Linked DNA regions of Mus musculus: region 1 is linked to region 2. The links are chromatin loops, found by intact Hi-C in ENCODE. Cell type or tissue: left cerebral cortex. All regions are shown on one strand.

Region 1 (2,500 bases), 170 kb before region 2:
CTTAGTCAGTTCTCAGATACCACTTCACACTTGGGCATTGATTTTCCAGTTCCATTTTACACTCCTTGGTGGCAGGAGACCTTGTGTTTGTCTCCTAAAGCTCCTAGGACAGAGTTTCTGTACCAGGCAGGTGCCTGATAACATATACTTTGAGTAAGAAATGGTCCTATCAGTTCTTTTGAAACTAAGTGTTGGCATTTTTCTTTACAAGTGGTCCTGGGCACAGGCCAACACCTGACCCATAATTATAAGAAATTTAAAAACTCCATCACTTTGCTTAATTCTTCACTGATACAGATGGAAAATAAAATGTGATAGTATTTTTCGATAAAACTAATATGGTAGCTGAGAGTTGGGTCCTGTCCCCAAACTCGGTTTCACATGTGTATTTTCCTTTGAGATTTCTCCAGAAGCTTATTTTGGTTTTGGGCAGTTTTTGTTTCTCCTACTGTGCTGAGGCGCGGGTGTGCCTCATCTTCTTTTACAGCTGTTGTTCCTGGAGTCCAGAGCTCCAAGGGCATGGGGGTTTGCTGGGCCCACAGTCATGCACCACAACACTTAATTAGGGAGGTTATGTTGTGATAGTCAATGAATGGTAGTATGTAATGTGCTTTGTGTTCAAGATTTAATATTTTCTTCTGTTACTGGAAATAATTGTGTTACTTTTAAAATGACAGTATGACTAGGGGTTGCTTGTATAGTCAACTATAGATGTGAGAATTATTGTCTAAAACGTTGTTTTATTTTAATTTACAGATGCTTGTCAAGACTAATGCAGCTGATGAGATGCTTGCTCTTTTCTGCTCAAGGTAAGGCTCAATACTTTAAAAACAAGCAGTCAGTCAGGTTCTAATAGAATTTAAAATCAATAGAAAAAGACCCACTGACTTATGCAAAGCAGTATAATTCTAGACTCTGGATAAATCCTTTTAATAATTAAAACTTTATTAGTTCATAAAAATTGGGTCAACTTAGAATCAGCTTGATTATTTTAATTCTGCAATATATATGTGCTGTCTTCCTACCGCAGGGGGATTGGATTTGGGAAGTTTTAGGTGAGGTCCTGGAATGTGAAATGTGGCAACTGTCAGCGCTGTGCTTCTGCCCTGTTGGTAACTCCCTGTGGATGAAGACAGAGACAGCAGGCGGCAGTACCTTTGCAGCTTACAGGCTGGAGCGCTAGCACTCACTCTGCCTTTCATCCAGAGAAGGTTTCAATTGGATAGAAGTGGTTGAAACATTCGTTGTTATCATTTTCAAAGTTTAGTTTTATGTTCTAAGATTTACTTAGCCTAAAAGCTGTCTTATGTATAAATATAACTATGAGCTTTGACTTATTTTCTGGTTTCCAATTAATAAATGAGGCAAATTAATGAGGAAAAAGATGCAGTGTTAAATTGTCACATATATTTCAGGTGCTGGTTTAATTGATTTATTTCTAAGTGTGGGAATCAGAAAGGCAAAGGCTCTCAGTGCAGAGTAATAATAGGCAAGGAGCGATGTCGAGGCACTGTCGGCTTGATAAAGCTTTCCTAGTCACATTTTTAGTTTTGAGGATGTAATTTCATTTTTATCATTGGTTTTAATAGTTAAATCTTTTACATTGCCGAATACTCTTGCTTAGAAGTACTAATGTCACAGAGCTGGGCTTAGTTGTACAAGCCTGTAATCCCCCTGCTTGAGAAGCTGAGGATGAGGGAGGGGCTGAAAAGAGGTAGCCCGTATAATACATGAAGACCATTTCTACTTTTCCCTCTAAATACAACACATTGAATGATTCTGTTATATATTTTCCAACAGACAAATATTTAAATAATTAGATTAAAACATGAAAAGATTATTTGAAATTCTATTTACAGCTTTTAACAAACCAACAACTACACTGCATTGAATTTATTAAGATAGCTGCAACTATGTATGTATAGCTGAGGGAGGGAGGGAGGGAGGGAGGGAGGGAGGGAGGGAGGGAGGAAGAAAGAGAGAGAATGAGAATTACCAACAAATTAATGGGCTGTGTGTCAAAATTATCTAGGAAATCAATCTCTCTTTTAGTAGAGTAAATGTGAATTTACTTAAGAAAATAATAAAGAACTAAGCACGGAAGGGGCACACACACACACACACACAGAGAGAGAGAGAGAGAGAGAGAGAGAGAGAGCGCAAGCGAGTGAGCTAGCGCTTTTTATTTTTTGCAAAGCAACAAGGGGTTTCATTTAGAAGCAAGCATAAATATAGAAGAGCCACATTGCAGGGTAGCAGCATAAGACTTCCTCGGGGCCCCTTTTTAAATAGTGTGGGGAATCTTTAAAATTCTGAATCCTCGGCCCTTACTCTAAATCTAATTTAGAATTTGAGGAATGATTTTAGCATTCAGCTTTTGAATTTGGATATATTATGGAAGACATACAATTTTAGGTGAGTAAAAATTAGTAAACTATTGGTCAAGATATCTCCAAAATAGTAGTAGTAGGAAAAATTCCCCATACTTATGCAGGCTATA
Region 2 (2,500 bases):
GTCTTCCCTTCAGAAACCCCCTATCTCCCTCCCCCTGCCTCTATGAGGGTGCTCCCTCACCCACCCAATGCCATCCTCCCACCTCCCCTACATCCACCTTCTCATTCCCCTACACTGGGGCATCAAGCATCCTCAGGCTCGAGGGCCTCTCCTCCCACTGATGTCCAACAAGACCATCCTCTGCCACATATGTGGCCAGCGCCATGGGTCGCTCCATATAGTTGTCTTTTGACATCCTCATGTGCCATAGCAGACATTCATGTGTGCTTGAGTGCAAGTGCATGTACACACACACACACACACACACACACACACACACACACAGAGGGTGGGGAAGAAAGAGAGAGAGAGACAGACAGACGGACAGAGACAGACAGAGAGACAAACACACAGAGAGAGATAGTTTTTTGTGTGATGCTGGAATGGAGTGCTCAGGGCCTTTACATGATAGGTAAACACTACACCCCCAGCACCTGTTTTTGCCATGTTTTGATAGGGAAAAATGATTTGCATATGGAGAGCCAAGGATAGCAAGTAGGAAAGTCACTAACCTCATGCACTACGAGGTCTCCGTACCCCCTTTTCAGGATGTATATTATAGACAATCTCCTGGCTTACTCATTGGCCATGTATTATCCAAGAGATTTCCCTGGTCCTTAGATAGCATGTTAGGACCTAGCGTTACAATGTGAATGAAAACTGTTGCTGCTCGCATAGAGAGTGTGTGTGTGTGTGTGTGCATGCGAACGAACATTGGTTAATTAATTAAATCCATGTGTCCAATAAATACTCATGCTCAAATGTGGAAAGAAGAGATTAAAATTAATATCTGACACCTCAACCGCTCTGCAGTGTGAGATCTGCATGCAGGCCTGTCATCTTTGTCTGTCTCCAGAAGTTCGTTCCGTGAAGCTCGGGTACAGAAGGTGGCTAACAGCCTTGACTGTTATTTTAATCACACACTTCTAGAACCTTCCCAGCCCTTTCCAAGTAGATATCCTTAGCTCTATTTTAAATATCAATAATGGAGTTAGACACCATTGTTATTACTCAGACCAGTCTTGGGAGAGTGGATAAGTTACTGTTGGTGTTACCAGAGTCCAGTGATAGAAATGGGCCTCAAATTTTAATTAGGAACCACCAGAATTAGTAGCGGCTGCTAACCCACCCAAACCAGGGAACTGACAGCACTGAGCGAAAATACCCCCTTTCTCTGCACAAGATACGACTGGATCTCAAAAATAGAAGTGTGTTCTCAGAAATGCCTGCGCACCCCCAAGGCTGGTTGACAAACGATAGATTTCCTAAGATAGCTGCACGGTTGCTTTCTAATCTCTGTATTTCTTCTATTCCAGAATATGGCCCGTCACACTTTCTGAATTTAGCTCTCTTCAAAGCCCTATGGGCACGAGGAGGGAGGACCCACGACCCTGCAAGGGGATCCCAGTGGCTCAGTGCCCACAGACGCCAGCCTGCGGATGCACCACAGTGCTTCCCACTGTCATCCCACTCGCTGCTATGAGGAGCACAGCTATTTTTACCTCCCTGGCTGCAGCCCTTTATTTGAAGGAAGGAAATAAATAAAGGTTTGAGAAGGAAAATGCATAGTCTCAGTTTTCCTTGCGCTGGAGAGTTGGTATAGGAGTGGGTGTTGAGGATGGGTCGCTTTTCTTGGCAAGTTGTTGCCAGATCAGGCTTGCCCCAGGCCTGGAAACCCTTGCACTTTCCTCTTGGGGTCATCCCTGACTGCAAACTTCTTTCTCCCCTACCTCTGGTCTTTGGAGGTGCCACCAACTATTTTGATGCTGCCTGGGATGCTGCATCACTCTGCCCCCCCCCCCCCCCAGGGCTCCCACAGTCGAGCATGCGCAGCGCGGCCCATGCAGGCTACAGCATCAGCATCTGCAAGAGCATCAGCATCCGCACCCGAAACCCCGTTCGGGCGCGCTCCCGGAGGGTGGGGTGCAGTACCGCGCTGCGCGTCCCCGAGTCTCGCGCCCGCGCCGCGCGTGCCCGTGCCGCTCGCTCCTGCGCGCGCCTCCTCAGCATCCTTAGGCCCGGCAGCAACCCCCGCAGTCACTGGTGCGGCCGCGCCCGCCACTGGGAGGGTGCAGCCACTGGAGGAGGCTCCAAGTTGGTGGAGCGGCGGGGACCCCTCTCTGCGGGCCGCTCCCGGAAAGGCGGAAAGAGCAGAGGACGGCGCGCCGCCGTCCCCGAGACCCCAGCCCCTGACCCCTGCCCGCGGCCGCAGCATGCGCGCCCAGCCGGCGTGACCGGCTCCGCCCGCAGCCGCCCCGCAGCCCAGCCCGGCTCTCTCGCGGGTCACTCGGACCGGCGCCCGGGAGCGATGAGCCATGAAGCCGCCCGGCAGCATCTCCCGGCGGCCGACCCTGACGGGTTGCAGCCTTCCCGGCGCCTCCTGCGGCCCCGGCCGCTGCCCCGCCGGCCCGGTGCCGGCCCGCGCGCCGCCCTGCCGCCTGCTCCTCGTCCTTCTCCTGCT

The links. Peaks named below come from ENCODE experiments on the same cell type or tissue, not always from the same donor. Only the 100,000 strongest peaks of a DNase experiment are listed, where the experiment ranks them.
Region 1: a loop joins it to region 2, with 2.6 times the contacts of the local background. A loop is called at or near these places in 6 of 42 quality-filtered maps.

What each region holds. Positions count from the first base shown.
Region 1 is chr1:63,277,175-63,279,674 of GRCm38, forward strand. It overlaps Zdbf2 (zinc finger, DBF-type containing 2), which reads left to right. Exons shown (of 7, transcript NM_028673.1): 3 at 757-809. Among named protein-coding and RNA genes, the nearest start is that of Zdbf2, 5.2 kb to the left of the region's middle. In left cerebral cortex, a CTCF peak has its summit at 1,107; no DNase peak of the experiment used is centred here.
Region 2 is chr1:63,443,857-63,446,356 of GRCm38, forward strand. It overlaps Adam23 (a disintegrin and metallopeptidase domain 23), which reads left to right and starts at 2,035. Exons shown (of 26, transcript NM_011780.3): 1 at 2,035-2,500. The coding sequence starts at 2,355. In left cerebral cortex, no CTCF peak of the experiment used is centred here; DNase peaks (open chromatin) are centred at 1,420 and 1,985; H3K4me3 peaks cover 1,218 bases; H3K27ac peaks cover 1,633 bases.